7 separate regions of the Mus musculus genome follow, and regions 2, 3, 4, 5, 6 and 7 are each linked to region 1. Evidence: chromatin loops called from intact Hi-C (ENCODE). Cell type or tissue: heart. All regions are shown on one strand. Links, peaks and the distances in the headings refer to the core of each region. The heading gives the core; the rest is flanking DNA.

Region 1 (4,457 bases), core at 208-4,207:
ACTGCCTTTCATTTACTTAACAGTGAGTGGTTTTAAAAGCCAACTGGAAGCTGCAACAGGGTTACGAATTCTCAGACACGCTGGTACCTCACACTGAATAGATCCAAAGCCTTTATTGACAGTGCGACTTTCATTCATACTTCAGACTGATCACAGACGGTTTACAAAGGCAGCGGAGAGTTCCAGCGCCAAGACTGACCGCTATCTCTCTGTGTCGCCCACCAGAGGAAACCGAGCAGGGGTGTTTTGAGGAGAACCAGGAAGTCCTCCCGGTGAAGTGTTCATTAACTCTCAGCAGCCATCAGATTTTTGAAAGGGAGTCTCATTTAATTGCCTCTGGGAGGAAACATTATTAAGATAATTGGTGTGCTGATCTGGGAAGGTAGGCAGCTCTGTCTCGAAACAGAGGCAGGAGAAGCCAGCAACCAACTGGAGCAGGGGGCCGAGGGTTTGTGGTCCTCCTGCCCCAGACGCCCTGACTTCTCCGTTCCTTGCGCAGGCAAGTTTCCTGCGCCCGGCAGCCGTGCGCGCGTCCCGTGGCTGGGGCTGGAAGTCCCGTGGCTGGGGCTGGAACCCCTTCGCCCGAGGGGACTCGGCAGCCCCGGGCACTCTGGTTGCTCCCGTCTCCGGCTGTCACTTACCGCTGCGGAAAGCGCCCGCCAGGGCGAGGGCAAGGGCGAGCGTGGCGCACAGCAACGGCAGCCCCCTCTCCATCCTCCTTCGCCAAGCCAGTCCCCAGGCAGCCGCAGGAGAACACGATTGCGCGGACGAAAAACCAGCAAACGATAATCTTAACAATCCGAAACGCTCTTAAGTCCGCCTAAGAACCAGAAAATCCTCAGCGGGTCTTGGCGGGGAAGGCTAGCGGCGAGGCAATGCCTGAATTCGCGAGAAGCGCTTTTCTTTTTGTGTCTCAAGTCGCCTGCATCCTGTCATTTAGCTCCGATTTCCTCTCCCTTTTCCCACACTTGTTCCTCTTCCAGGAGCCACTGCCCGGGCCATGTCTCAGGAAGAAGAAGAAGGAGGAAAAAAAAGAGGGGAGGAGTTGCGAGGAGGAGGGGAGAGGGCGGGCGACACACCAAAGCCAATTTCTAGAGGGAAAGAAAAAAAAAATCCCGCTTGATTCTGGACGGGTTGGAGCCGAGGAGCTGGCGCCCAGAGGAGGTCCGGGTTGTCTGCGGGAAGGAGAGAGAGCAATGAAAAGATGAGCGGGAGAGCAAGGACTTTCTCCACTGGCACCCGCCTCTCTCTCCGACCTCCCCCTCCCTCCCAGAGCCCTTCCCTCCCTTCCTCCCGCCCCCTCCCCGCACAGCTCTGCCAGTGATTGCCTGGCTGGAGATTCAGAGACACAAGTTTCTCTCCGCGTGCTTTCCCGGTTGGTCCTCTGGGCTCCCCCCTCCACCCCACCTCCGGGTACCCTGCTGTGCTCTCCGCGGGAAGAAGGTCACTAGGGAGCAGGTTGTCTGCGCCCAGAGCGCAAGGTCACGTATGTGTGTCAGAAGGGGCAGTACAAGTGGTACCAGCCCCAGTGGCAGGCTAGTCTACCTTGACGAGATCTCTGCACCCCAGAACTGAACTAGGCTGCTCGTGTAGGCGAGGATCCTGGAGTCAAGGAGTTCCGAGAGACCGGGGTTAGCTGCTACTTCACGGAACTCCTAATCCCTAGGTACCGGCGCCCCCGGAGGCGTGGATCGCGCTGTCAGTCCCCGCTTTCACTTCCTGGGTGTCAGCCTGAGGTTTGGGGCAGGAAGCAGTCGGGCGCTCCAGGACGCTCCGAGTAGGACTTAGACTAAAAGAAGAACGCCTTGGTTGTTCTGCGAGACACGCTGTTGATCTTAGAGAACTGTGACCCAGTCTGCCACGTAAAGCATAGGCAGACTTTCTTAGAGCACGGACCCTGGCTGCAGCGGAACAAGGTCTCCTCGCCGTGCATAAAGGCGAGGATGGGTACCTGATACCCCCATCCCCACCCCTGACGCTTCAGGCTGCATTGTTCCCCGAGATTTGGTCCCCTCTTCTTTGGGGTTACATGAGCTCGGAGGATGGATGGTGGCGCGCCTTTCAGCTAGGGGGCAGCCGCCAACAGTCGCAGACCAGCCACGTAGAACTCCAAGAATCTGAATCAGGGGTCGAGGGACCCATTTCTGTGCACACCGAGGGAAGGATAAGACTGGCAACGACCCCTTGTGAGGGTGACAGGATGATCTTTGCAAGGGTCTCCTAGTGCCAGGTTTAGATTACAGGCAATTGTGTCTACTGATCCTCCAGCCTCATACGCCACCCACTTACGAGGTGCGTCCCTGGTGTCTGCCCAGTGCCTCCCCTCCCCCATGTAGTCCGGTTCCATCCTCGAGGGCTTTCCGAGAACTGCAGCAGGTGGCTTTGGTTTATGAATAGCAAGGACACCCAGGGACATAAACTGGTTGAGGCTTCTGATCAAGTACATATACCGGGCTCAATGACCTCCGAAGGAGCTGGTGGGTAAGGTGAAAAGGTCATACGCCTTCTGGGAAGTGGCATTTATAGACATACTGCCACCACAGAGACTGACTCCTACCTGGTACAAGGGGTTGCAAAGATTTGGGAATGCTGGCAAGGAGACTCTGGTCAAAGGTTTTGGCTGAAAAACTAGGGTCATTCAGGGAGAAAGATCGCTCAGGACACTGGTGCCCTAGGCCAGGACTCTGCGTTGGATGTCTGGGCTGGGCGCTGAATTGAGGCTTGTCCGTTGTGCGGATCTCCCTCCTGGGCTCCCGCGCAGGACCCACTGGCTCCAGAGTCCAGCCTTCTTTCCGGCCCTGGTTACCAGCCCCGCCTCCAACGCAGCCTCTCCCTCCCTGCCCCACCGCAGCGCCAACCCTGCGTGCAGAGAGCCAGCCCCGGAGCGCCCCCGGTTAGTCGCCCCTAGCTTCCTCTTTGGTTCTCCGACCCTTTGGAACTCCGGGTGGGTTGGTTGGGCGTGCCAGAAGGCCGGGAGTCAAACGCCTGAGTCGAGCGGAAGGGGCAGTCGTGAGGCCGTTGGCCCTCTGCAGGCAAGGTCTAGGCGATAGCCGCGCCCAGGGTAAAGCTAGGGGAACGAGAGTGGCGGCGGCGGGGGGGGGGGGGGGGGGGGGGCGGCAGCCCTGGCGATGTGCCACACGGAGCGCGTGTCCCCGCCTCCCTGCGCCAGGCATCGGGCGCATCCTTGCCAATTCCAACTATGTTGGGCAAGCCTTAGATTCAGGGTGACCCCGCGCCACCCTAGTCCTGGAGTCCAACGGACAGGCGCCTCGCCGGACTTGGCGAGTCGACATAAGAGGGAAACCAGGCCAAAATTGTGGAGATCCAGATCCTTGTCTCTTTCCGAAGAGGAACCCCTTTGCCTGGCTAGCCCAGGCGAAGCTGAAGCCTGTATTTAACCAATCTGCCCTGGGTCGGGTGAGATAAGGGGCACACTTAGGACACTTGAGTGATCAACTGGTGCGCCCTGGAAGGGACAGTTCCCCATACCCAGAAACAAGAAGCTTGGGGAACCAGTGAAAGACTCCTAGTTTTCTGGCTCAGCCCCTAAGTTCTCTTGATAGCTTTTCTCGGTTGTAAGGCATGCCCTGTGTGTACTTTAGGGGAAACATACTTAAAGCTATTGTTTCTCATTTTCCAGAACTGAGGCTTTCCTAGACACTTTTTCTTTTCCACAGTGGGTCTGAGAAATGGAGCCAAGCCACTCTAATAAATAATTGCCAGCTAGTGCGTAGGTATACTGCTAACCGTTCTGGTTAACAACCTTTTCCTGTGCCATAGGATCCCATCAAGAGAGACAGGCCATTTTAGATACCTGTACTTCTCCACCCAGGGAAACAGAGTGGCTTTATAGGAGAGCAAGTGTGAGACAGAGGAAGAATTTGGCAGTATTCCTAGTTTGATTTTATTTTGGTCTCGTGCACATATCCCTCTTCTTGATATCACAGATCTGCCTAGGAGACAGGGTCTGCTTCTACCTTCGGGTGATTTATCTATCTGCTGCCCTAACCGTGCTGGATAGAGGCTGTCCATGGTCAGTTCCACCTCAGGGGCTGCTGAGGTTGGGGCCTGTTTGAGCACAGCCAGTATGAACTAGCTGGGTGGAAAAACCTTGCTCCTTTCACCAAGCCACATCACTTTGCTAGAAATAAGAGAGTCATTGCTCCCAGAAGGCCTTTGGACCACCTAGTTCTCAAGGGTACAATATGGGGATCCCAGTGTAGCTCAAAACCACATCAAGTGCAGTCAAGATTATGCATTGTGTTGTTTTTAAAGTCAAACCTATGGCAATAAAGAAACAAAGAATTCTTAGGAGCTAACCAACATCTAACATGGAAGAAGAGAAACTGCAGTTTACACATTTGGTGGTATGGGGCCCCGATCCCAGCACTCTGGAACAGGAGGCATGAGGATCAGGGTTTCAAGGTCAGAGTGAGTTCAAGGTCAGTCTGTGCTAC
Region 2 (4,457 bases), core at 229-4,228, 79 kb before region 1:
TTGCCAAGATTGACCTGGAGGAATATTTTAAAGTAAAATTTATATACCTTCCAGGCAAACATTTAGAGTACTAATATTAGTTGTAACACACACACACACACACACACACACACACACACACACACACGAATGCACACTGAACTGAACACCTGTACTCTCCTAATTTGGCTAAGACTATATTTTACAGGCACCATTCCACATTTGGGAAACCTAGTGAGCTATTTCTGTCAGTTCTCTAGTTACAGATTTATAAAGTATCATTTTATTGTAATTTCAGCAATTTGCTAATGATCTGAATGAGTTAATGCACCCCCTAGAGTGTTTGGTGTATAAACACAGAGTGTTTACAGTCAGAATAACCCTGCTGTATACACATTCTGGATTAGTCAATTTGGCAGATGGAAGAGATCATGAAGAAAGCATTACAGATTGTAAACCCAAAAGATGCTGGCAATTTCTAGAAACTTGAAAATGATTTCAAATGAGGTACCTGTTCCATACTTAGCACTGAGAACAAAGGATCGGTCCAGAAAGCACAAAGGGAAAGAAAACACTGTCTAAAATTTGTTAACATAAATAGCTGTCTACATCTTTATGATAAATCACGTCACTTTCTAACTTTCAATTTGAAGAATACTCTCAAGGTTGCAAAGCAAGGACTTCCAATCCATCTCTTGGAACTGGATAAGCAAGCACCTTTTCCTACCTAAAAGATGATTAAAATGTATATTAATGTTGATTGAAGGATGAAACATTTATTTCGTTTGGTCCTTGAAAGAAGTCCAACTGGTTTTGTCTTCTCTTAAAAGACAATTCAATGCTTGTGTGTATATGGTGTGTGTGCAGAAGTCAGAGATGAAGCATGAGTCTGTCTACCTTGTTTTTTTGAGACAGAATTTCTCACTTTCCTGGAGTTCTCCAAATGGGCTAGACAGGGATAGCAGCAAGCCCCAGGGGTCCTCCTATTTCCTCCTCACCAGTGCTGAGATTGCAGACAACTTCCATTATAGAAGGCTTTTTAACATAGGATCAGGGGGCAACTCAAGGCCTCATGCTTGCACAGCTATCTGCCCAGTCCTTGTCCCATGCTTCAGGTTCCCTCAGATTCCAATGCCAGCAAGTTATAACTGACTACTGTTTTCCTAGAGGTTTGTTCAGGTGTGAATAATCCACACTAGGGCTAACTTACGAAACAAACAGAATGTGGCTATGAAGCCAACTGCTTTCTGCTCCTTTGGAGCCATAAATAGGGTGTTACAAAATTTCTTTTCCTACAAAAGACAATGCTTTCCTATTTAGAGAAGAATGAAGTTTCAGAATAAGCTGGCTTATCAAATAATTCTTTTTCTGAAATCACTGGGGGTTGGGGGTGGCAGTGGTCATAATCGATTATTCCCTGCTGCCATTTTTATTTATCTGGGATCAGCAGAGTTCATTTCCCACCCAGTCTTGTGTCTCTTGCTGTAGCTTTGCTTTTTTTTTTTTTTTTTTTTTTAATCTCCTGGCATTTTAATCAGGGAAAGTCACAGTTGTTTTGAGGAAAATGCTCCCAAGAGCTTTAATTAAAGCTGGAAGGATAAATCTGTTTACAGTGTGGGGAACACCATCATTAATAAAACATTGGAATAATTAACAAATTAAATTCTGCTTTGTGTGTGAATGGCTATAGTTAGTATCTATGAGACCATGTTTCTTGAACAAATGCAACATGATATGTACTTTTGTGGAAGAAAAGAAAAACACAGCTTGTGTTTCTCTGAGATTCTTAGTGCTATGGCTGGAGGTGCTTCAGTGACTAAATGACACATCACTGTTTTGTAAGGAAAGGACTTCATTTCCATAAGTCTAAGGTTAGACTTTAATGATGTATACAAAAATAAGGATTTTATTTGTACCACGGATACAGTGAAAAAGAAAGATTATGGTTAATAAGTACCTTAGAATACAGACCATAGAATGGAGTATTCTGGGGGAACAGTGTTATAGTGTGCTCAACTGTGTTCACTGACAAGAGTTTTTTTTTTGTGAAGTGGCCTTGAGCAGGGTGTGGCCATTGGAGAACCTTCCAGTCGGGACTTCCCTACATGTTCCGTCTTACCAGGCGGCTCCTTCTCTTGTTTTGAAGCTTCCTGCAGACAACAGATCTCACAGGAAGTGCCAGTGTGGACGTTCATATCCATGGCTAACGATGCATTGTTGTTTTTTTTTTTAAATGTTACTTGGTAATTTCCTAGAGAAAACAATGGGAACCGAAGGCTGTTCCTGTCTTTAAGGAAAGCCAGTTTCCAATGTTGCTTTATTAACTTAACACATGCAAGTATTTGTTCTAGTTGTTGCTACAGCAACGTGTTTTGTGGGGGCATATTTCATGCAAAATGGGATAAAGCTGAAAATCAAGACAAATGTCATCTGCATAATCATGTGCATAAAAATAGAAGTGTACGTGTGTACTGCTGTACGTGCTATGCTGCGTGATTAGCAGCGCCTGCCTCGGCCCTTCATCTGCTGAATTACACTGTACTTGTTGGTTAATTTATAAAACATCTATCTGATGAAAACAACCAGCCAAACACTTCCAAGAAGCTTCAGAAAAGCTGGAAGCACATGAAATTATTCATAATTAGGTGAGGGGTGGATGATAACTGCTCCTGCTGTGAACACAGACATAAGTGTGTAAATGAGCTGTGAGGGCCAAGGGAAAAGGAAGACCATTTTACCTCAATGTGAGGGAGAAGCTCAGCTTTCATGATGGTCACCTTTCATAGCCACTGAGGGGCAAAGTCTCTACACATAGCCAACAGGAGCATCTTCACTGAGAGAGGAGAGGAGGACAGAGTCTGGTGCTCATGAGAGTGACCGGGTATGTGAAACAGAATGAATGACAAAGTCACCACACTTGGTGACGTTAAGAAGCAGGTCACTCTGGAAGCTCTGCATGCTTTGCTCCCAAGTTCAGGGTCCCACCTTGACTACTTGCTGATTTTCCTCAGCCTCAGTGTCTCTGCTTTTAGAATGAAGGAGTTTCAGTTCTTTCCAGGATTATGGGATTGGATCAAATCTGTGCTGTGTTGGAATTGGGGATGAAGCTAATTGAAAGGGTGGAAGCCTTGAGTTTCCATCTCCAGCACCACATAAAGCCAGGTGTTTTGATCCATATCTGTAATTCCAGCACTCGGGATGGGGCAGCAAGCGGTTCAGAAATTCAAGGGCATTCTCAAGTATGTAGGGAGTTGAAGGGCATCTTGATCTATGTGAGAGTCTACCTCAAAAAGAATAGTGTCCAAAAGCTGTTAAGTGGCCAGGTCACTTCAGAGGCAAGCAACAATGGGAAGGAGATTATGACAGATGCCACTCTTATTAGTACATTCACTGAATATAGTATGTCCCTTTCCCTATGGAGAGGTAGGCTAAACGTGGCTGTGTGGCAAAGCTATAGCACTGAGACATGAACTGCTTTTACAGGAACTTCAACAGCTTCAGTAATTGTCCTTCCTCTTCTGCCTTTCAGATAACAGCCACCCCTTGTTCAGCCCGGTATGTAAAGGTCTGACCCCCTGCACTCAGGCAGTCCAGTGGTGGAAGAATATAAATAGAAACAATCCTGGGGAGTGTTATTTCCATGTTTCTCCTGGCTCCACTATCCCACAAGAGAAAGGTTTGGAGAGCATTCTTAAGATCCCATCCCATTGATAAGTGCTTTGGGAATGCCCATTTTGTCTCTGTATTTCTGCCAATGAAGAACTGTTTCACGCAGAAGAAGTGCGACTATGGCAGTTTCAGAACCCCTGCAGGACCACAGGGTCTCTGTTATTGAGTAATGTCTATGTTACCCAGAATAGAAGTGCATTACCATGCAGACATGCTTAGCACTGCAAAAATGCAAGCTTCCTTCAGAGCTGTGTCTGTCACTCAAAGGGAGCTGCTTTGGATTTGGAGACATGGAAAGACAAGCTACCGTGAGCAAATTAACTTCACCTCTGGCTTCATCTAGCACAGGCTTCAGCCATCCCGAGTGAGACCTCATCTTTTCCCACCCTCTCCACATGGCTCAGTGTTATCATTCAGAGGTTAGCATGAGTTCACTTTCCTGTAATGGGCTCTTTCACTTAAGTGTATGTTAAACTAATATTGATCTTTGCAAAGTAAAACAGAATACTATATTTGTGCTCAAATGACTGAAACTTCAACAGACATGAAGAGAGGATAAACCATCTCACTTTCTTCTTGCATGGAGACTCTTCTCCCTGGGAGTTAGTCACTTTTATATATCAGGCAATAAATGAAAGACAGGCTCTGCCTACTCTTCCACCAATTGATTGGCATATAAGCAAAATTTTCACATAAGACTCCATGAAACCAAGCACAGGGCCTTGGGTAGTGGTGTGATGGTTACTCATGATTGCCAGTGTGATAGGATTTAGAATCACAAAGGAAACAAAACTTTGGACATGTCTTTG
Region 3 (4,457 bases), core at 262-4,261, 200 kb before region 1:
GAGAATATCTTCACACAGGTACACATGTGTGTGCATATGTATGTGGAAGCCATAGGTCAATCTTGAGTGTCACTTCTTAAGAGTCATTGAGCTCAACAATTAAACAAGGATGCTGGCCAGTGAGTTCCATTGAAATCTAGCCCCAGCCCCATTGGGATTACAGGAACACCACCTTGTCTTTTTGTTACTATTGTTTCTTTTTAACGTGGATGCTGTGGATGGAAATCAGGTCCCTATGCTTGTGAAGCAAACACTCTATCAACTGAGCCAGCTCCCTAGACCATTGGGAAGTACTGTAAGCAGGAGGCTGAAGTTCTAGACTAACCCATTGGTATAAGATAAATTAGAATTGGAAACAAAGCACTCAGGAAGTGTGGATGTGGAATGCAGATGTAGATGCTTCTGTATGGATCAGGCGGGGTGTGTACACCGTGTGTGTGTGTGTGTGTGTGTGTGTGTGTGTGTGTGTGTGTGTGTGTGTGTGTGACATGACTTGTAATTCCCAAATTCCCAGAACAGCTCTGAGGAAGGAACAACTATGAATATAACTCACCCTAGGTGACCCTGACTCAAGAAATCCACAACCTTCTAGTTGGACAGGGTCAGAAGGTCATTTCTTTCAACGGGGGAGTCTCTGTTGTGGGAAAGTGCTAGGGCAGCATCTGGGCCTTGACACCCTTAATTCTTCTGGAAGGGAAGAAAGAACAATTGAATGACTTTAATGAGTCTCACAGCAACTTCTGCATCTGGGAATGCACAGAATGCCCAGGAGAGAGGGAGCTACAGGAAGACAGATGGAAAGTGACGGCTGATGGCTTTAATGGGCACGATCTGTCCTTTAAGTTTTGGGAATCTTTTTGCCAGTTGTTTCCCAGGGGTTTTCATTTAAGTTTGAGATTCAGATGTCCCCTTACCCACAGGGTAAAGGACACCATTAACACCAGATGTATATTCTGTATCACATGCCCTGCAAACATGTTCTCAGCTAGCTTTCACAGTGACCTTATAAATAAGGAAAAGACGTGAATGCTCATTTCATAGATGAAGAATCTGATGCTCAGAAAGTGCAAATGGCTACTCTTTATGGGAAGATAAATCAACAGAGGAATTCATTTGCTTTTTTTTTTTTTTTTTTTTTTTTGGTCCTCCTCCCAAGATGACCTTGTCAAGTACAGAAGTCCTATGCTCTCTCCTACAGCATGCATGAAGTCACCTGTTTTGTGAAACTGTTTTCATGGTATTCCACTCTGTACATTTCTAGGCCAGAGACTTATGAGAAACCTGTGGGTTTTCTTTGAAGCACCCTGACTGAATGCTAGGAGCAGTCTTACTTGAGCTCAGAATTTGACAGAATCCCCAAAGTTGCTGACAGAGAACACTGAGATCCACCCCTGCCTTAGCTTTTTTTTTTAATTTCTCTTCAAGAACTGTGTAGACCTGGCTGTGTAAACTCTGGGCTGGCTATTGCACAATGGCTTTGTCCAAACCTTCCAACTGCCTTGCAGAGACTTCTTTTTAAAAAAGAAAAAAAGAAAAAAGAAAAGAAAACCACCAGATACAGTTGGCACTTTTTATGAAAAAACAAACAAAAAGTAGCAATTTCTTCAGGATACATATACTCTCAGAAAAGATAAGAAAAACATTATTGTTCTGACAGGGAAGGAAATGTCTAAGGGAGTGGGTGGAGAGCCACTTACCGCTCCCTTTCCTCTAACCACAGGGGTGTGAAGACCTTCAATGAACCAGGTCTGTGAAAGCCATCCAGCATTCACCCCGTGACTTTCATTCCAGCAGATGGGAATCTACTTAATAATCTCCAAACCTGCCAAGAGTAGAGGTCGCCTCAGCCTCCAGAGCATCTCATTCCAGTGTTTAATAGTCTCTCTGTCAGGAATGGCTCCTGGTGCCCAGTGCAGGGCCCCAGAGGGGCTGCAGTTGTGCTTGCTTCCCCTTGACATGTCCTCAGGAGGGTTAACTCCATTTCCTCAGCTCCTTGAATGTCAAAGACCCCTCCTTTTTTCAAATCAAAACAGACATGTTCTTTCTTGAGCTCATCATTTCGAGACTGAGCCTATGGTGGTCTTGGCTACCAGCTGCAGTGTTATCCTCCCTGCTCTCCCCTGTGCGGGCAGGGCTCAGATAGCCTGGGCTGCCTGGGCTGCAGCTTTTAGACTCCCAGCTCAGACCCAGAAGTAGCTCAGTCAACTCAGCCATGGGACACTTTTGAACTTGTTCCACAAAATAATCCTAGGAAATATTTCTTAGTTTCATGCATTTCTGGGAAATTCAATAAAAGCAGAGTCTGGAACATCTATTTTCTACTCCATGTTATGGTTTGATTTCTAAAGGTAAAAGATGGTAATGTGGGCTGGGAGTTAGCTCAGTGGCAGAATGCCTGAAGACTTACCATGAGCAATGGAGCTTTGTTCCTATCATCACCTATATACAAGCTGGATGTGGTGATGCCTGTGTAAGTAATCCCAGCACTGGGGAGATGGTAGCAGGAGGATCAATGAAGTTTATTGGTCACACATAATTGGTGCTACCAATTAGCCTAATTGGTAAGTCTTATAGATCTCAGTGAGAATCCCTGTCTCAAAAAAACAATGTAGATGGCTCCTGAGAAAAGATGGCTCTTGAGGAATGGCACCTGAAGTTGACCTCCTTGTGCACCCTACTCCCACTGCTCCTGCACACACAAAACAGTTGTGTCACAATTTGCATAAAATTAAAAATTACTACTGGCACCATGCCTTATGGAGGTAATGTTAACAAAACAGCTGTAATTAGTTACCATGAAATATTAACGTTTCATAAACAGCAGGTCCCATACCTGGAGTGATGAATAATTGGATAGGAGGAAAGAAAGTGGATAGCCTATTTCAGTAGAACATCCCTTGCTCCTTCTCTTCTCTTCTCTTCTCTTCTCTTCTCTTCTCTTCTCTTCTCTTCTCTTCTCTTCTCTTCTCTTCTCTCTTCTCTTCTATTTTCTCTTCTTCTCTTCTCTTCTCTTCTCTTCTCTTCTCTTCTCTTTTCTCTTCTCTTCTCTTTTCTCTTCTCTTCTATTTTCTCTTCTCTTCTCTTCTCTTCTCTTCTCTTCTCTTCTCTTCTCTTCTCTTCTCTTCTCTTCTCTTCTCTTCCTCCCTCCCTCCCTCCCTCCCTCCCTCCCTCCCTCCCTCCCTCCCTCCCTTAATCTCCCCATCTCTCTCTGTGGTGTGTGTGTATGTGTGTGCATGTGTTGTGAATGTGAATGCATACTTGTATATGGAGTTCAGAAGTTGGCACTGGGTATCTTCCTCAGCCGTTCTCTACCCTCATTTTTGAGGCAAGGTCTCAATTGGACCTGGAGTTCATCAATTTGGCTAGCCAGAATGGCTTGTCATTGAGGTCCAGGAGTCCCCCTATCATCCTGCCCTCTCTGGCTACCAGGGTTGGGGTTACAAATGTGTAGGACTGTGATTGCTTTTGCTTGGGTTCTGGGGATAAAACACAGGTCTTTATGCTTTGATTGCAGGTACTTTATCAACTTAGCCATTCTTTCCAGCCCTTTTTTATTGTCTTTTCTAATTCATGATTATCATCTCACCTCAGTAATTGTCTGACATGTGCTTAGCTATTCTGGCCATGGCTGGGTCCTTTACACCGTTTCCTGAACACATTGGGTGTTCTGAGCTCTGCTGGCTGTTCAGGTTCTGCATGACAGAAATTGTCAGCGTTTACTCCTCCCCCGAGAAATATAAATTACTATGGTGCTGTGTAGAGCCTACACTGAGCATCTTGTCAGTGATGACTGTGGGACTGGATACCCCTACTTTAGGAAGAAATCAGTGAGAGCATTGTAGATTTTTCAAGCATATTAAATAAAGGAAATTCCAGCTTGCCATGTGAAATCCTTCTGCAGAGAGAAGGAAGGGGCCCCACACTGCTGACTTACCCTGATAAGCAGCTTGAAAATTCAGAAGGAAAAGAAATGAAGAAGGATCATGACATAAAGACCCAGTGTGGTCAGCAGCTCTCAGATGGCAGTTTCCCCGTTCCTTAGACACTTGACTCCAAGGCACAACAGGCTGTTAGGGGCACCTGTTGTTTTAAAAAGTAAATATTAGCTTTCAGAACAGCGCATCCTGGAATAGAAAACTCAGTTTTTATTCTAATTAGTTTCTATACATGAGGTTGGAGGTTGCATGCAGTGTGAGGCTTATCATTGCAATGCACAAATGCATGAAAATGAAAGAGATTGAAGAGCTCGGGCTGTGGCTGTTGCTTACCTGGATGAGTGCTCCCCTGGCATTCTTAAAGCCCCACAGCCAGCATAACTCAGCAACACAGTCCAGGCTTCTGATCCCTGTCTGGGAATCCATGGTTTCATTTTGTTTGCAGTCTAGGGATGGAATCTAGGACCTTATTTGCAAACACTGGGTGAAGGCTCTACCACTCAGCTGTATCTTGAAGCTTTA
Region 4 (4,457 bases), core at 242-4,241, 330 kb after region 1:
TAACAAAAAACAACTTTTTTCCTGTCCAAATCCTTTTGCTCAGAGTGATTTATCCCAGCAGCAGAGAAACTCACTAAAGCAGCATGTAACCTCTGCACATCTTCTGTGTATTTAAATCTCAAAGTGACTGAGAGCAGCCAATTTAGCATGCATGCCTTGTTTCCATACTGCTGTATTGCTTATGCAATCAGCAAAGGAATATAATTCAGGACAGACACGATTGTTTCTTCAAATATTCTTAGCCTAGCTTGATTGGTTCCACAGAAGGGAACACAAGTCTATGAAGGGCAGGCTGGACTCACAGTGATATGGAATAGCGGCCATTTACTGAGAAATTATCAGATCAGGATTATGTGAGTAAGATGCCAGGTACTGTGAATATATTTTGAAGTAGATTTTTTTAAAATTCAAAATAAGATAAGGTAACCTTGACCAAATAAAATTAATATCCTATACCATTCATTCATTCATTTATTTAATTCAGTTTTTGAGATAGGCTGTCACTGTGTAGCCCAGGCTAACTTGGAACTTATTTTTGAAAACTCATTTTGATGTGTATGTATATATGTATGCATGCATCATGTGTGTATGTATATATGTATGTATGTATGTATGTATGTGTATATCTGTGTTTGTATATACCCAAGTAAATGTGTCTGTGTACCTGTGTGTGCACATATGTAAAGGCCAGAGGTCAACATCAGGTAAAGTTCTTAAGTACTCTTTATTGTTTAATTTTTATCTTATGTGTATGTGTGTGTGTGTGTCTTCAAGTCTGTACATGAAACACATGATGTGTATAGGGATCCTTAGAGACCAGTATTGAGTATCAGATCCCATGGAACTGGTGTTATAGATGGTTGTGAGCCATCTGATGTGAGTGCAAGTAATAGCAGGTTCTCCGCAAGAGCAGCAAGCTCTCTTGACAGCAGAGACATTGCTTCAGCTCTTTGACCATCTATCTATCTATCTATCTATCTATCTATCTATCTATCTATCTATCTATTTCTTTATCTATGCATCATCTAAACCTAGAGCTTTCCAATTGGCTAGACCAGACATTTTCCTTCCTTAGTGAGACCTCTCTGGAAATATCCTCACAGACAAAGAGGAGCCCCAAGGACCCTCCTGTCCCAGTCCTGGGATTATGATAATGCTGGCCTCTGCCCTTATATCTTCCTCTTCCTCCTTTCCATCGCCTCCTATTCCTCTTCCTCCTGCTCCTTTTATTTTTATTTAATGTGGACACAAGGTTCTCATGCTTTCATAACACTCATTTTATCTCCTCAGCTCTGGCCTTAAACCCTTGGTCTTTCTCTGCATCACTGTGAAAATTGTCCCTGGATTATAAAACAATACCAAAGATCTCTTTTTCCTTCTGAGTGTGGACGGCCATAGGTCCTTCTGTACAGCAAGGGTCACAGTCTTCTAGATATAAGTCATTTTGGGTGCCTGGGCTGTGCATGAGGCAATGTCTTCCCTCCGTCCCCAAAGGTCTATGTGTGCAACCCTGTTGGAGAACTTTCACAAACATTTAACCCTGACCTTTACAGATCCACATTAAACAAACTGCTGTGCCCAGCCTTCTTTCTTGCTATTGTTGCCAGAGTCTGAGGTTTCCTCTGGAATCTAATGGAGTCTCACTCATTTCCTGTCCGGGGAGCTTTGGCATCCAGGGTGCAGACCCCTGGAGGCTGTAGAAGCTCTCAGCCCAGGGTCTGCTCTTCTTCTGGGTCTTTTACCCTATGTCAAGATCTCAGGCCCCTCCTGCCCAGTGACCCGAGTCACAAGAACCAATGTCTCTGGTTGGTGGCCATCTGGCCCTGTACCAGCCCTATGGATGGTTTGGCTTCCATTCCTCTCCAGTCCCCACACCCCTCCCTTCTCTGTGGCCCAGGAGGAAACATTTAGCTCCCAGCTGCTTGCAGCCTGGACTGGCTCTTCCAGCCCCTGCTCCGTGTTCTGGGTTCACTTGGAATGGCTCTGCTTTCCATTCCCAGGCCCTGTCCATGTGTTCTGTTTAAGACGGTGGCCCGCTGCCACGTTCTCTTTTGCTACATTTGAAATTATTTTAATTTGAAGTTGATGCAGTGCAGCTAATTCATTTCATTCTGCCAGCCACACAGTGTTCTCTCTCTCTCTCTCTCTCTCTCTCTCTCTCTCTCTCTCTGTGTGTGTGTGTGTGTGTGTGTATGTGTGTGTATCTCTGTGTGTTTATGTCTCTCTGTGTGTGTCTGTGTGTTGAAAGGAAAATTCCTTTCACATGGCCTTTGTCCCCAGAAATCTGAATATCTCTTTGTCTTGGCACTTCTCCCAGTAACACCATTTCATGCCCTTTTCTTTTGGCCTATTCTTAGGATATCAGGGTGGGGGCAGGGGAGTCTGGGTCTCTTATAATTCTGTTTCTCACATTGGCTACAAGAAGAAGGACCAGCCGCCCCCCCCCCCGCCCCCCCCCCCTGCCTTGGGCAGTCCATCCAGTCTTCCCTGGTAAGCACTCAGCTTTCCTTAGTCCCTTCTTCTGCTCCTTTTAGCCACTTTCCCCTAACTATAGGCAGCTGAGATCCCTGGAGAGCAAGCATCTCACCTTCAGGGTCAGCTCTTTGCAATGTGAGGTAGGGGGATAGAATTAGTTAACTCAGCAAGCATGCTGGCTTATGGGTATTCGTCATTCTGCATCATAGTCATTTTAGACACTAACCCTATCATTTTAATGTTTTGTTATTAAAAACTGTAATATTTTAACCCAGGAGAGTTAGTTATTTGAGAACTTTTATCCAAGATACTAGGGAAGGTCTGAGGCGACAGTAAAGTGCTTGCTCTGCAGACAGAAGTTGAGTTCAATCCATAGCAGCCAAATGTGAATAAAAAGCTGGATATGGTAGTGTGTGCTTGTGATCCCAGCACTAGAGAGAGACAAGAAGATCCTTCACACTCTTAGGCCAGTCAGTCTAGTCTAATCAGCAATTCTCACAAAGATTGTCTCAAAAAAAAAGCAAGGCATACAATACAGCACCCGAGGGGTCTTCTGGATCCTCCAAATCTGTCTGCTTCCATCCTGCCATGTGCACACACAAATATGAATGCACATAAAAGTTAGTAGGAAAACTTTTTTTTTTGGTCCTTTCCTTTGTCAGGGCAGCTTGCCTTTACATTTCTCTCACGCATGATGCCACCAGACCCAAGCAACAGTTCCTATGAGCTTGACCCTGATCCTGTCTCCTGGGTAGAATGTATTCTTGCTCTGTTGACCACAGACCCTTTTCTGGTAACACTGATGCTCATCTGAACAGTCTGGAAGATCAAATGAAAACTTAACTGTGGCTGTGGCTTTAATTTCTGAGATAGGGGCTCGAGCACACATTTCTTCCTTGTTCTTTGATTTTAACTGAGGTTTCCCTGAATCTTTGCTCTGGGTAGGGAGAAGCAGCAGAGGGAGCATGAAGGGCTGGGATTCCTTTCTGTGTTGTTTTTATGGATGACCCATTAGCTAACTTTTTTCCCTGACTCGTCCTTAGCTACAGAGTCCTCAAGGTCTCCCATGGTGTTCCCAGTAATTTCCTGGGAATCTCAAACAAGACTGTTGACTTTGTTTATGGTAAAGATGTCCTGATGTTCCAGCTAGGGGTCCTCATCAGGGTTCCTTCTCTCTGCTAAAGAATTCTGTTAAAAAAATTAAAAGGCAATAAAAATCTTGAGCACAACAGGTTACAGCCAGGGATATCATGAACACAGCAAACAGGAACACACAGAATCAGCAGCTGAAGAGAGGGTTTCATCAAGAGTGAGAAAACACACGCATGCAGCAGACACACACAGCACACGTGCGTGCACGAGTACACACACACAGACACACACACAGATACAAACACACACACACACACACACACACACAGAGAGAGAGAGAGAGAGAGAGAGAGAGAGAGAGAGAGAGAGAGAGAGGAGACTGCAAGAAGTAAAGGGGGACACAGGAAGCCAAAGCCCAGCTTCTCTCCTTGAGAACTGGGAGTTTTTTAAAGTCTCTAAAGAGTTTTCTTCCCTAATTTAGGGTTGGTCAGTTTAAAGAAGGACAGGATGGTTGATTAGCCCACAAGAGTTCTGTAAACACGTCCAGACCTGACCTTTAACTTGCTAATCCAACCCACCATCTGTGGAACAAGTAGACAAAAAACTGGGTAGGTTGAGCAGATTAAGAAACCCTGGTAGTTCTCATAATTGAGAATGGTAGGCATTCGAATTTGCTTCCAACCGCAACACCCAACATAAGGACTAGTCATGTAGCATAGAGCCTAGAGTTCTCCGTGCTAATGAGATACCTAGATAACCCACCCAAGAGTTTAGCCAAATAGCTTCCCTTTTCGGACATTCCTTCCTACAAAAGATATTTAATCTCTGGCCCACCCTGAGTAAGCTGTATGCACCATTTTCATCATGAATAAACAGTTTAGACAATCAAG
Region 5 (4,457 bases), core at 196-4,195, 600 kb after region 1:
TGAACACAGATCAGATCACTGCTGTATAAATGACATTTTAGCACCTCAGAAACTTCTTGGGATTTTCGTGCCACAGGTGAATGTGGCCTACCATTGTCATCTCTTTAATTAAGATGGCAACCTTATTTAATGGGTTCTATGGGCAATTAAATTTCTAAGACCCTACATAAAGAGACCAAGTAGCCAGTTCCACTGAGGAACAGCCTGCATGAGGAACCGCTCTGCCACTGAGGCAGATGAAAATGTTTGTTTTTGGAAATGAGAGTACATGGGCTGAGGAGTTGATTCAGTTAATAAAATACTTGCCATATAAGTATAATGGGCTGAGTTTCACCCCAAGAATCTACATAAAGAATAAAATATGATGATGCATATCAGAAATTCCAGAGACAGGGAAGTAAAGGCAGGAAGATGCTTGGGCTAGCTAGCCAACCTAGAGAGAAAGATAGAGAAAGAGAGAGAGAGAAAGAGAGAAGGGGAGAAAGAGAGAGGGAGAGAAGGAAGGAGAAGAAAAAAGGAAGAAAGAAGAAAGAAAGAGAGAAGGAGAGAAGGAATGAAAAGAAAGAAATGAAGGAAGGAAGAGAAAGAAAGAAAGAAAGAAAGAAAGAAAGAAAGAAAGAAAGAAAGAAAGAAAGGAAGGAAGAGAGAAAGGAAGAAAGAGAGAGAGAAAGAGGAAGAAAGAGGGAAGGAGAAGAAAGAAAGAAAAGAAAGACAGAAGAAAGAGGGAGAGGGAGAGAGAGAGAGAGATCTCCTGAGGAATGCCAACAAATGTAGTCCTCTGGATACCACTTACCCCCCTACCCCCACCCACACAAACAAGAGTATACTTTACTGAGCTCCTAACCAGTCTTGAAGATGTCCTTGGCACTGGGTTGTCACATGGGCCACAGCCTTTTCCCATGAGCACCATCTCCAGCGAGCACCATTCTTCGACAAGAACCCTACTGAGGTTCTTGACTTGCTTATCTATAGCCATGCCTCAAAGTTTTAGAATCATGGTTGCTTGTATCTGACTAGCACTCTGTAAATGTTTATGAAGTCATGCTGCTGTAACTGCTAGTCACAGTTGACCGTGCTGAACAAGCAGTCCAATCATTTTAAGAATGTCTATCTTTGGGGAGAAATCATATTTCCAATTGATGCTGGTGAGATTTTCTTAACTACAAGAGCAAAACCTACTGGTCACACAAACATGTTAAATTCAGAGTAGCATGAGTGAAGGGAAACAGTGAGAAGAACCTTCCCACCCTTCTGATGGGGACACCCCAAGTCTCTCTGTGCTGCTGGCTTCCTACCCATACAGTTGGCATTACAGTGATGACTACTTTCAGTCTTTTTAATATAATGTACCAGCTTTTCCACACTTGCCTGTGAGTATTCTCAAAGAACACGTTTCTAGTAGCCACAGTGTTGGGTTATATCAATGTTTTAGGATTTAGTAATTTAATTACTTTCTTTCAGGGGCATTTTGGTTGTTTTTGTGTTTTTCCATAGAATGAATAAGGTTTCTGTGAATATTCCAAGGTATGAACATTAACAACTAACCCAGTTATGTCTACATGTGAGATTCTAGAAACAGAATGGCTCTCCAAAGCTGAAAGTCAAGATGACTTCAAAGATTTGAAGTCGTGTGCAGCACAGAGTAGGGCTTCACCTTCACCACTTTGGGAGAGAAGCAGGGATGGTCTCTCAGATTCAAAGCATAGTCTTGGAAACCTGACCTGGTTAACATGAAGAGCCCAGATGCCCACACATCCAAAACCAAAGGTGGAACAAGTAAGCCTGAGAATTTTGCTGACTCAGCAAAAATGTATTCATTCTCCTTTACTATTAATGCCTTAAAAATGTGTGTGCATGCATGAATATGTGTAGTGTGTGTAGTGTGTGTGTGTGTGTGTGAGAGAGAGAGAGAGAGAGAGAGAGAGAGAAAGAAAGTCTCTGTGTGTGTGTTTGTGTGTGTGTGTTCTTTCAAGTGAGTAGAGGGCAAAAGTGGGCATCAGAAGTCTTTTGTCTGTCTCCACCTTATCTTTTGAGTCTGAGTTGTTGTGTTGCTGCTGAGGGCCATGTCTGGGTCCATGGCTATGTAGCAGCAGGGGTCAGTGTCTATTACACGGGGAACATGAGGATGTCCGTAGTCTGGGCAGCCGGCCAGGGACCATGTGGATGTCCAGAGGCTGTGTAGAGCTGGCCTCACCCCCTACTGACTGTGGCTCTCTGGAGAGTTGACCTCACATCTCATCAGCTGCAGTAGGCCCTGAGCCTCATCAGGGCAGCACAGTGGAACTGGCTCTGGTAGCGGGGGTGAGGGTGAGCTGGCCCTGCCACTCCTCAGCCATAAGGTGGCATGGGCACTGAGGTGATGCCTTCTTCCTTGTTACCTGGGGCAGTCAAGAGAGCTGACCACAGGGTTCTGAGAGTGGAAGAGCTATTCCTGACTCTCACTAGCTGTCACATTAGCCTGGGTGACATGGTGGAGCTGGTCTTAATGGCTAATGTGTGGATGAGCCCACCCTGAGTGGGTGAGAGCAGGAGAGCTGGCCTGCGGGAAGCGGATGCAGCCACATGGACCAAGATGTTTACTGCCTTGCCCGAGCATGCACAGTGAGGCTGCATGTGTGGGCTGCCTGCCAGGCTGGATTGTTCCTCGTGATCCGGACCTGTCAGCCTATCCGTGACTTACCTGAGCTTGTGCCTGGAGCATGTGTGAATTCTGATTGGATGAGGTGGGGTGGAGCTAGAAGGAGGTCAGTCAGCACGATATAGTGTTTTAGCCCTTGCCCTAAGTAGAAGCTAGCTGTAGTAAGAGAAGCTGTTGTAAGGGGAGTTTTGTAAGAAAAGCTGCAAGAAGGAGAACAAGTAATGAAGCTGTTTCGTGAACCTGACTTGGTGTCTGTGTCATTCCTGTCGCCACGGGAACGAAGGACCTGTAGCACTGGCCCAAACCTGCACTTAGGAGAGTGGGCCCTGTGCCTTGCCTGGATTGCACAGTGGAGCTGGCTGTGGATGTGTGGGAGTGGGTAAGTCCTGCCTCAAGAGCATGAGAGCCTGGCGAGCTAGCCCTGCCTCCTGCCTATGGGAGCAGTGCTAGAGAGCTCACCCTGGTGGTGCAAGTAAGGGTGAGTTAGCAGGCTAACCAGCTGAGCTACCACCCAGGTCCAGATTTAGGGCTTTGAGATGGCTCACCCCAAAATCGACATCATTTGTGAACTCTTGGGGCACATGAAAGGGCCAGTCCTGCCAATCCAAAGCTGCAGGATCTCCATGACACAGGACAGCAACAGGATAACCAGGAGAAGTTCCTGTGAGGATCCCTGTGACCCTGTGATGGTGTCACAGAGACCTCGAACCAGACCAATGAACTCACTGCCATGAACATTTGCAAATGAAGATGTGTGAACAGAGGGGTATACTGTGGGACACACTGTGACACACTACAGCTTCCTCCATTGGAGGTTTTCTATGCCCTGTTTTATTTCATTTATTTTTGTTTGCTTGTGTGCTTTTATTTTCTGGGATTTGCAAGGGCAGAGGACAGATAACAGGGGACAGGTAGATGAGTAGGACTGGGTTGCACGATATAAAACTCACAAAGAATCAATAAAATATTGAGGGTGGGAGTGGGTTTGCTTATGAAATCCAGCCCTTACTGACTGGCTAGAACTAACTGACCCATAAGTTCTATGGGTCTCCTTTCACAATACCCTCCTTCCACAGTGCTAGTCATAGAGACATGCAATCATGGGCAACCTTTATGTGCCTCCTGGGCATCCAGATTCAGGGCTTCCTGATTGCACAGCATTCACTGTACTGAATTACCCATAACCCCAGACACTCAGAACTGCTTCTATTCACTTTAAGACACATCCAGTCTCCCTTACAAATAGATGTGAACTAATGTGTTAGAATTTAATCATGGTAAGGAGAGAAACGTTTATGGGACTTCTAGAAAGGCTTCCTCTAAGCAGAGGAGGTCATAAGATATCCTTTATATCTCTGTCCCGTTCTAGTTTTCAGAAAGTAAATATAATAGCTGGGACTCCAGCAGTCATTGCAGGGTCTAAAAGTGAAGTCAAACTCTAAATATGCTGAAGAAGCAAAGCAAAACTTGAACATTGTTGACACCAGGGAAAATTATATTGCCCTGAGACTAACATGCCCTTCAATATTGATAGAATAAACACTAGGAGTTAAGTCAGCATTGGTTTGAGCTTTCTCTCGTAGGCAGCCAAGTCAAGTCTTAATTGATGGAAATGTTCCTCCTGTATAGCCATTGTGAGGATAATGTGGCTTATTAACATACGTGGCATATAGCATGCACTCAGAAGGTAAGGTCCTAGCTTACAAATTGGCATCTAGTTTTTATGCCCACCGTGTGCTGACTTCTGAGAACCTTTCCTCTCTTGATTTTCCTCTAATGTGAATTCACAACAACCCTGTCCTCTGACTCCAGTTGTAAA
Region 6 (4,457 bases), core at 124-4,123, 90 kb after region 1:
GAAGGTCAGAAATAATCTTGAAGCTCACTACAAGATATAGCAGCTAATAGAGATGCAGAGGGGCATCCAACAAGGTTGAGAACCCCTTGATGGCTGGATGGGAAGAGGGATGGATGAAAATGATTGATGGTTCTCAAATATAGATAAAGAGGAGGTGTATGGGTTTTCTTGTTGTTGTGACCAAGCACACTGCAAAAACAACCTTAGGGAGAAAGGATTGGCTCACAGTTGAAGACTGCAGTCCACATGGAGGGGAAGGCATGGTACCTCCAGACCCACAGTGGCAAAACTATAACTCCTGAAGGTTCAACAACCTGCCAAAAGAGTGCCACTACTTGGGGGACTTTTCATATTCAAGCCACAATGTGTTTAACATGAATTCAACACGATCCAGTAGTACAAGACTGAAAGAAATAAAATAAAATGGAGATGAGCTAAAAGGGAAACTCACTGGAAAACAGGGAATGAGGCAAAGAAGCTCGTTGTACACCAAAGACAGTCTAAGACTGTGTGAGCACTGGGTCCAGTTCATATTCAAGAAAGAGAATCTCACAGCCCCCAGGCCCCACCTAGTTTCCCTCCGTCTTCTCCAGACACCGTGTCCACAACAGTACAGGCAAAGGTGTCTCCTCCATAGTCAGCTTCTGCATACTCCCTTTCCACCACACAGAGAAATAAAATGTATGTCTAATTGGCTTTCTAATAACGCTAATTAGCTCAGGCCTTTGTGATCCATAAAGAACAGAGGGTGCTTCCATCTTCCTATCACACTGCTGGGGCTGCTGGGGCTGCTGGGGCTGCTGGGGCTGCTGGGGCTGCTGGGGCTGCTGGGGCTGCTGGGGCTGCTGGGGCTGAGCCTCACGCTGCTCCTTGCTGTCTTAGAAGAGACTTTGAAACTGCTTCAGTGAAAAATCTCTATTTTGCTACTGCATATTCAAACCCAAGGTGTTAAGCAGTGAAAGCGGTTATGACAGAGTTCTAAGGGATGTTCTAGAAGGAAGGGCTATATTAAAACAGGAAGCAGTCTCTAGAATAGCATGGAGTTGTAATAATTGGACAGCATTGGCCATTTCTACCCATCTTTGTACTGTCCAGCTCTGGGAGGAACCAAAGAGAAAGTCTGCTTTTGTCTGTATCTGAAATGTCTCTGGGCCCATGGATTGAAGGTTAGATCACCCCTTGAGAGGTGGTCAGAAATGAAGATGAGAAAAGTAGTAGGAAGTCTTCTAGCTGTTAGGGGTGCACCCTTTAAGGAAAATATAGGGCCTCTGCCCTTTATCTTGTTCATTTCCTGGCCACACAGGGAGCTGATCTGCTCTTGGTACTTTCCAAGCTACAGCTCTGAAGCAACAAGACAAAGTGATCAGGCACAGAAGCCAACAAAACCGGGCCATACATGAACATGGCAAGCACCTGAGATAGTAAGAGAAAGCCCTTCTACAGTGCCACAAAGGGGCCAATGAGTTTTCGAACAGAGGAAACAGGGACTTCTGTGGAACCCAGCAGGCTTTTCCACCAGAAACATTACTGCAAACACCATATTGAAGAGACTCGGGTGCAAGGACGAGGACTCAAAGAGTCCAGTGTCACGTACTTACAGTAGGCACCAAGCCAGCTCCCTCACTTAACTTTAGACAAATCACTCCCTGGTCCTCAAGTCCTGCCATTAAATAAACAGAATGGCGCTTTACAGTTTGTATGAATACTCCCTGTGAAGCAGCCGAGACAGGTTTCCTCTGCTCCTGCCTTTACCTGGGCTAGGAAATGGCCCATGTTATCCCCACAGTAGTTTCTGTAACACAGTATTTCCTTAAAGCTATTCTAGGGCTGCCCACTTCCCATTTCCTGTCTAAGGTCAGGAAGTGTTCTTAAAGAAATAGCAGTGATCACATCTTGTGACATGCTTGTTGTGATTCAAAATAACCAGTGTTTAGAAACCATGTATTTACGACTTAGCAACAAAATAAGTCTTTGTTGTATATAAATAAACAGTTCTGGAAGAGGATATGGTACAGTTTGTATGAGTGTGTGTGTGTGTGTGTGTGTGTTAACCTATAATTCCAATATGCTACAATGCAGAGAATCTCTGAATTGTAAGGAAGAACTGACATAGAGCTGTGGTATTGGGGCCAGCCACTCATATCAGGGGCAGCATGGAGTTTAAGAAAAGAATGATGAGCTAAAAAATAAAAGATAGGCATATTATGAAATACTAATTTTATTTAAAAGGAAGGTCCTATACATATTGTGAGATGATTGAGAAGTGAGAAACCAATCTGGGAATCTAAAAGAAAAACAATCCCCCATGGATAGAACACATCTGGGGCTGGGAACATGAGAAACTGAGAAAATAAGACATTTTTGTTACTAAAATCTTAGGTTCCCAGGAGTGAAGAGATAAGCGGGAGAGCTGGTGGTGGGGAGGTAAGGTTCTCCACAGTTCCAGCAGGAAATTACTTTAGGCTAAACTAGAGACACTGCGGGAAGTGAGAAAGAAAACGCTCTGTTTGTGGGATTGCTGTTCAGGAAGTGGAGTGGGGAGCCCCTTGGGAATGAACAGGGACTGAGGAGGAAGTGTAATAATGGATGATTGCTGCTCCTGAGCCTGGGAAGAGGGGAGGTGCTACTGACAGCTGAGAAGGGATCAGAGGAAACAAACAGGGTTCACATTTAGGTTGTTTGTTTGATAGATGTTTGGACTGTTTATGTGACAATAAATAATCAAAAGCGAAGCTTTGAGGGATGGCACTTCTAGGAAGCAAGAGGCTGAGGGGATAGCTGCCAGTTGACTCTGACTGCTCCATCAGCTCTGAAGAAATGCCTTCAGTGTGTCCCCCACATCGGGTCTTCTGCATATGTCCAGGCTGATCAGAGCTTTTGGATGATTCGTGAAGCTTGGGGCATCTGTTGATTCTAACGTCATGGAATGAGGGGAGGGGCTGGGAGTGTGGGTCAGTAGATAGAGTGTATGCAGGAAGCCCTGGGGTTCCACCCCCAGCACCCCACCAATCCCCTAGCATGGTGGTGAACAACACCTGTGGTCCCAACCCTCAGAAGGGGGAGGTATGATGATCACCAGCTGAGTCACTGTTGGTTACATGCTGAGTTCTAGGCCACCTGGGGTACATCAGACTCCATCTAAATTTTGGTTTTTGAAAGAATGAATCTTTGTGATTTTGGAGATGAGGAGGGAAGAGAAGTGCTGCGGAGAAGTGAAGAACAGATGCCAGAATCTCCACAGTAGAGGAAACACAGCTGTATGAAAATAGCTATTCTGTCTGTCAGAGTGGACAAGAGTGACTTTGAAAGTACAGAGGGAGTACCAAGTGTACAGCAGTCTCAGGTGAGGAGAGTAAGTAAATACGTGCCATAGCCAGACACTGGGAGCTTCTGGGGACACACAGCCAAGGTCTGCAGTGAGGTCAGAAGGGGCCACCCACACTTTCCCAGGGAAACAAAAGCAGCTAAAGCCAGAAGCACACTTGAAGCATCCACACAGAGGGAAGCTGTTGACTAGGGCTGCTGATCCAGCACTATAGCTAAGAGGTCTGGGCTGAGCTCTGAAAGGCAATCTAGCCATGAATGCAGTGGACAGATGTATTTTAGAGGTTCACAAAACTAGCGCTAAGGCTGTATGCAAAGCTTTTGTGAGTCAAAGCAATAAACCTGTGGGGTGGGGGTGGGGGATTATTGCCCAGTTTGTAAAGCAGCTCACCTTACAAGCCTGAAGAGACCCACATACAAAGCTGATGATCATGGTGGCACATGCTTATGTAATATCAGCGGTTGGGAGGTAGAGACAAATGGGTAGCTGTGGCTCACTGTCCAGTAATCTACCCTACTTGGTGAGTTTTGGGTCAGTAATAAACCTGTCTCAAAAAACTGAGGTAGACATTGTCTATGGAATAGCATCTGAGGTTGATCTCAGGCACCACACACACACACACACACACATTGAGAGAGAGAGAGAGAGAGAGAGAGAGAGAGAGAGAGAGAGAAATGGAGGGAAACTTGAAGGAGATTGTCTATATGTATCAATTTCTCAAACATCTTTCACTCTACTTTGAAGCTTTTATAATTACTTAAATTTTCCATTCCTCTATAATGAAAAAAAAAAAAACCCTTTACTTTAAAATCTTCGAGAGAGCCAGATAACCTTGAAAATTAAGTAAAATGAAAGTGTAAGCCCTCTTAATGCACAAATATTTAAGAAGTTAATCCCTTAAAAAATCTTTTTAATTCAGTTCCACGAGAGGTGGGGCAGACCAGGAAGTAAGACTTTTAGGTGTTATAATCTCAAAATACTAAGACCCAGTGCAGTCTGATGTTGAACACCCCCCCCCTCCCCGTCCTCCACCATAGTTAAGCACAGGTCTAGGACAAAGGAAGTACTTGGTAGGGGCTTGCTGGCTGGAGTGAAATCATGAGTGGGGTTAGATTGTACAGGTGTGCCCTGT
Region 7 (4,457 bases), core at 356-4,355, 240 kb after region 1:
AAGTGACCTGGTCCATTCATGTCATGTCTTCTTACTGTTCCTGATCATGGCAATGAATATGTTTCCCCTTTCACCTAACAGGCACCTGTTAGGTTCTGAAGGTACGTGTCTTTCCATGGAGGCTGCCCAGATACATTTACCCTTGTTGGGGGAGATGTTCAGGTTTTAAAATTTGATTCATCCCCTGGTCTAGGGCTCGATGTTAACCTGAGGTGGGATCGGTTGGTGTGATTTTTCCATGGAGTGATCCTGGGTGGCAAAAGTTGGATTTTTCTTCATACATAAACACATCGGCTGCTCAGGGCACATGCTTCATGATCAGGACTCTGAGCAAGGACCCAGCTCTCTCCCCCAGTTACTTTGTCAGCTGTTTCATAATGGGTTGTCATCTCTCTGCTATTACTTGTCCTTGATGGGCAGTGGGCTTTTAAAATCAGATTTGCTTCCAAACAACTGAAGGTAAAGTGGAATGACCATGTGAAGGGTTAATATGGATTGCTAACAGGAGAGGTTTTGTGATTTCAGATGACCTTTTTAACTTTCTTAGTCTTGAAGTAGAGGAACAGACAGGGGATACAAAGTAGCAATCCAAGAGCCCTTGTGGTAACCAGGGCAATTGCTTTCCTTCCTCCTTTCCTGGCTTTTATTTAATGGATTCTCTCAATACCAAGGTGTCCTAAAGCTCTTCCTTAAGTTAGAAGTGGGAAAGATGCCAGGAAGGGCCCATAGGATGTGCCCTGATTTCAGAGACTCCAGGGACCAAAAGAAACAAAAATTCAACTTTAGGAATAAACGGGAACTTTATATAGATTCCTTAAGAGATTTCAAATACTATCAACACTGCCAATGGCAGAAGAGACAAGAACTACTAAGGCAGAGTTCTACGCACCTGGGAGTTTGGAAGGAACATTTAGAGGATCAAGCCCCTGTCAGAGAGTATGTGAAGCATTCCTGGCACAACCAGGTTATCTGTCATCTTGACAGCTAGACAAAGAAGTCATTTTTGTTCTTTTAAAGAACAAACAGCATTGGGGCTGGGTGTGGTGGCCTGTGACTTTAGTCCTAGGACTCTGAGGCAGAGGCAAGCAGTTATCTGTGAGTTTCAGGCTGCTTCCTTCTATATAGTGAGTTCCAGCCCAGCTAGGGATACAGAGTAAGATCTTATCTCAGAGGCAAAACAAAACAAAAACTAAACCAAGACAATTATCATTTGAAGTTTATACATTGGGGAAAAAGAAGAAAGAAAAAAAACCAACCCACTGGGCCTTGAGGTAGATGAACATATTTCTTTCAACAAAGTTGTCAGGCTATGATGAGGGGTCTTAGTCAGGGTTTCTATTCCTGCACAAAACATCATGACCAAGAAGCAAGTTGGGGAGGAAAGGTTTTATTAAGCTTATACTTCCACACTGTTGTTTGTTCATCACCATAGGAAGTCAGGACAGGACTTCACACAGGGTGAGAACCTGGAGGCAAGAGCTGATACAGAGGCTGTGGAGGGGTGCAGCTTACTGGCTTGCTTCCTCTGGCGTGCTCAGCCTGCTTTATATCTTTTTTTTTAATTTTTTTATTAGATATTTTCTTCATTTACATTTCAAATGCTATCCCAAAAGTCCCCTATACCCTCTCCCCATGCTGCTCCCCTACCCACCCACTCCCACTTCTTGGCCCTGTCGTTCCCCTGTACTGGGGCATATAAAGTTTTCAGCCTGCTTTCTTATAGAACCCAGGACCACCAGCCCAGGAGTGGCACCACCCACAAAGGGCTGGGCCCTCCCTGCCTTGATCACTAATTGAGAAAATGCTATACAGCTGGATATCATGGAGGCATTTCCTCAAGGGAGGCTCCTTTCTCTGTGATAACTCCAGCTTGGGTCAAGTTGACATGGGGCTAGAGATGGCACCATAGATGGTGAAGATCAGAATGTTTTCAAGGATGGATAGGAGATTGAGACCTCTGCTCTGTGTTTCCAGGGCCCTATATATCGTATAGGAAATACAAGGTATATATAGTTTAAGGAGAAGATCACTAAATACGAGCTAAGTGAGACTGTAGAGCAGACTTAGTCATTAAAGTGCTTACCATACAAGCATGAGGACCTGGGTTCAAACCCCCTAGAACTCTTGTAAAAATAAACAAACAAAAAACAGACATAAGGTACACAGCTGTAACCCCAATGCTGAGTAGGTGAACACAGTAGGATCCCTGGGTCAGCCAGCTCAGCTTACTTGGTGATGTCTAGGCCTTGTCTAGAAAAATAGAGGCAACAGCCAAAGTTGACAATCACATACACACACAAACACATAGAACAGGTCACCCATACACAGACATGACCCACCCCCTCCACAGACACTCATAAAAAGAATTTTTTTCAATTAGCTAAGCATTTCCAGTCATCTTCACTCTGAGTCTTGACAAAGCAACATAGGGAAGGACATACTGACCTTGCTGGCTGGAACCTTTGGCTCCAGTCAGATTGGTGAGGCTGCTGAAGGCTGTCAGTGAACACCCTGCAATCAGGACTTGGCACAGAGGCTGTGAGTATGAGATTTGTCTCTGACCCTCTGTGAGCCAGTGCCAGATATTAATGAGTCATCTCCTGGGTCCATGCTCAGTATCTGTGGTGAGCATTCCTAGCATTCAACTTTGGTTTCATTCCAGTTATTTCAGACAAGTCCCACTTTGCATGATAGATGTACTCTTTGCTTTCATGAGCTTCAGGTGCGTGGGAAGGAAACCACAGCAAAGAAATCCAGCAGGAAGTTCCTTTCAGAAAGATCCATGTACCACCTTGGATGATGGCTTCTGAAAGCCTGAATCCCTAAGTGTTCTGAGTTCATCCGCTTACTGTTTGCCAAGTCGCTGAAGGGCAGTAACTTGGCAGGTGTTATTTTACAAGTGTAGTTTTACATTTGGCTGTCTCTAGATGAATGAGTCTTTAATTTTCACTGGGCAAGGTCATCATCAGAAAGGTGGATTCTGCATCTGACACTGCTCATTTGGGAAACAACACTGAGAAATGTGCAGTTTCCCTCCTCCTGCAGAGTGTTCTTGCTTGGAGGCAGATCAGGAAGGGAACCGGTTGATTTAGCTATTTGGGTAAAGATACTGCCCATCATTTAAGGGAAATGAGTAAAAGACAAATGTGTAGCCATAAATAGAATGCCTTGACCTGCATAGCTTAGGGATTGATCCTGCTTGGGGCTACAAGGGACTGAAGGAAGGTTAGACACGGACCTATATAGAGAAACTCTGGGATTGGGTGTGCCATGCAACTGATGGGGATGTACCAGTAATCCAGAAACTCAGTCCAATTACCAGAGCTAAAAGGCAGGTTTACTGCATGCAGCAGGGAAGGGGAGAAATGTAGCTAATCTCAGTAAGAGGTCTCTTAGGGGGGCAGTTCCAAGTTACAGTCACTTGGGAGGAGAAAGCTGTAGTTGATAGTTTCTGCGTTCACTGGTTTTAGATAAAAATCAGTCATTCATAACATCTAAATTGGGACAAGAGGAAAACGTTGTTATTCCCTCTGATCCTGACCCAGGGAAGGAAGGCCTTACTAGTCCCATGGGTCTGAGACACTGGGTTCTTGACATGGCCATGCTCATGTTAGCAAAACACATTTATTTACTCAGGACTTCATTGGCTCCCAACATTAGAAACTTTTATAGTTTTTTTTTAACCTTCTGGGTCTACGAATAGATTGAGAAAGAAAGGCATTCTAAATGCCATTAAACTATTTAATATAATTATACACATAATGCTATATATTAATATGTAAATAGATGTACTTATATATGTAGACACACTGTATATATGTATATATATATATATATATATATATGCATACATATATATGGAGAGAGAGAGAATGCAATCCAAAATGGTCTTGAACTCAAAATAATCATTTCTCATCTCCACAAATGCTAGAATTATGGGTGTGTACCACTACATTCAACTACTTACAATATTTATTAATTTTAAAGTAATAGCATTTATTGAACACTTATGAATTTGTCATACTAGGTGTATTTCAAAGAAGGCCTGCTTTATTACCTCTGTTTTGTGTGTACATGTGTGCTGGTGCATAAGTATGTGTGCACATCTGTGTGTGTCTGTGTGTGTATGTGTGTGTATGTGTGTATATCTGTGTATGTTTGTGTTTGTCTGTGTGTGTCTGTGTGTGTTTGTATATGTGTGTGTATCTGTGTGTTAAGGCTAGAAAACAAACTCACATGTCTTTCCTTAGATGCCATCTACCTTTACTGTTGAGACCATCTCATACTGGGATCTGGAGCTTGCTAACAAGGAAAGGTTGTTTGGTGGGTGAGTCCCAGAGATCCCTCTGTTTCCAGATTCCCAGTCTTGTGAATATAATTGTACACTCCACATTCAACATTTTACGTGGGTTTGGAAGACCAATCTCCAGTCTTCAGGCATACAAGACAATCACTTT

Evidence for each region. Peaks named below come from ENCODE experiments on the same cell type or tissue, not always from the same donor. Only the 100,000 strongest peaks of a DNase experiment are listed, where the experiment ranks them.
Region 2: a loop joins it to region 1, with 6 times the contacts of the local background. A loop is called at or near these places in 5 of 42 quality-filtered maps.
Region 3: it touches region 1 in a loop (4-fold over the local background); 3 of 42 quality-filtered maps call a loop at or near these places.
Region 4: a loop joins it to region 1, with 5 times the contacts of the local background. A loop is called at or near these places in 10 of 42 quality-filtered maps.
Region 5: it touches region 1 in a loop (2.9-fold over the local background); 2 of 42 quality-filtered maps call a loop at or near these places.
Region 6: a loop joins it to region 1, with 4 times the contacts of the local background. A loop is called at or near these places in 10 of 42 quality-filtered maps.
Region 7: a loop joins it to region 1, with 8 times the contacts of the local background. A loop is called at or near these places in 5 of 42 quality-filtered maps.

The regions. Positions count from the first base shown.
Region 1 is chr8:128,355,817-128,360,273 of GRCm38, reverse strand. Nrp1 (neuropilin 1) reads right to left here and starts at 1,201. Exons shown (of 17, transcript NM_008737.2): 1 at 642-1,201. The coding sequence starts at 714. A930035F09Rik (a long non-coding RNA gene) reads left to right here and starts at 2,037. Exons shown (of 3, transcript XR_879381.3): 1 at 2,037-2,893. It overlaps Mir1903 (microRNA 1903), which reads right to left and starts at 1,033; the gene lies at 954-1,033. In heart, for the core only: CTCF peaks have their summits at 688, 2,060 and 2,974; DNase peaks (open chromatin) are centred at 1,073, 2,073, 2,363, 2,913 and 1 weaker place; H3K4me3 peaks cover 3,833 bases; H3K27ac peaks cover 4,000 bases.
Region 2 is chr8:128,435,326-128,439,782 of GRCm38, reverse strand. All of the region lies in intron 6 of Nrp1 (neuropilin 1), which reads right to left. Among named protein-coding and RNA genes, the nearest start is that of Gm32643, 55 kb to the left of the region's middle. In heart, for the core only: no CTCF peak of the experiment used is centred there; DNase peaks (open chromatin) are centred at 2,122 and 3,832.
Region 3 is chr8:128,560,164-128,564,620 of GRCm38, reverse strand. No RefSeq gene overlaps it. Among named protein-coding and RNA genes, the nearest start is that of Gm32643, 69 kb to the right of the region's middle. In heart, for the core only: no CTCF peak of the experiment used is centred there; DNase peaks (open chromatin) are centred at 660 and 1,780.
Region 4 is chr8:128,022,879-128,027,335 of GRCm38, reverse strand. No RefSeq gene overlaps it. Among named protein-coding and RNA genes, the nearest start is that of Gm32590, 220 kb to the right of the region's middle. In heart, for the core only: no CTCF peak of the experiment used is centred there; a DNase peak (open chromatin) is centred at 1,925; H3K27ac peaks cover 1,920 bases.
Region 5 is chr8:127,751,710-127,756,166 of GRCm38, reverse strand. No RefSeq gene overlaps it. Among named protein-coding and RNA genes, the nearest start is that of Gm32590, 52 kb to the left of the region's middle. In heart, for the core only: no CTCF peak of the experiment used is centred there; a DNase peak (open chromatin) is centred at 2,166; H3K27ac peaks cover 416 bases.
Region 6 is chr8:128,265,564-128,270,020 of GRCm38, reverse strand. All of the region lies in intron 1 of A930035F09Rik (a long non-coding RNA gene), which reads left to right. Among named protein-coding and RNA genes, the nearest start is that of Mir21c, 10 kb to the left of the region's middle. In heart, for the core only: no CTCF peak of the experiment used is centred there; a DNase peak (open chromatin) is centred at 2,540; H3K27ac peaks cover 3,149 bases.
Region 7 is chr8:128,111,464-128,115,920 of GRCm38, reverse strand. No RefSeq gene overlaps it. Among named protein-coding and RNA genes, the nearest start is that of Mir21c, 160 kb to the left of the region's middle. In heart, for the core only: no CTCF peak of the experiment used is centred there; a DNase peak (open chromatin) is centred at 2,530; H3K27ac peaks cover 1,953 bases.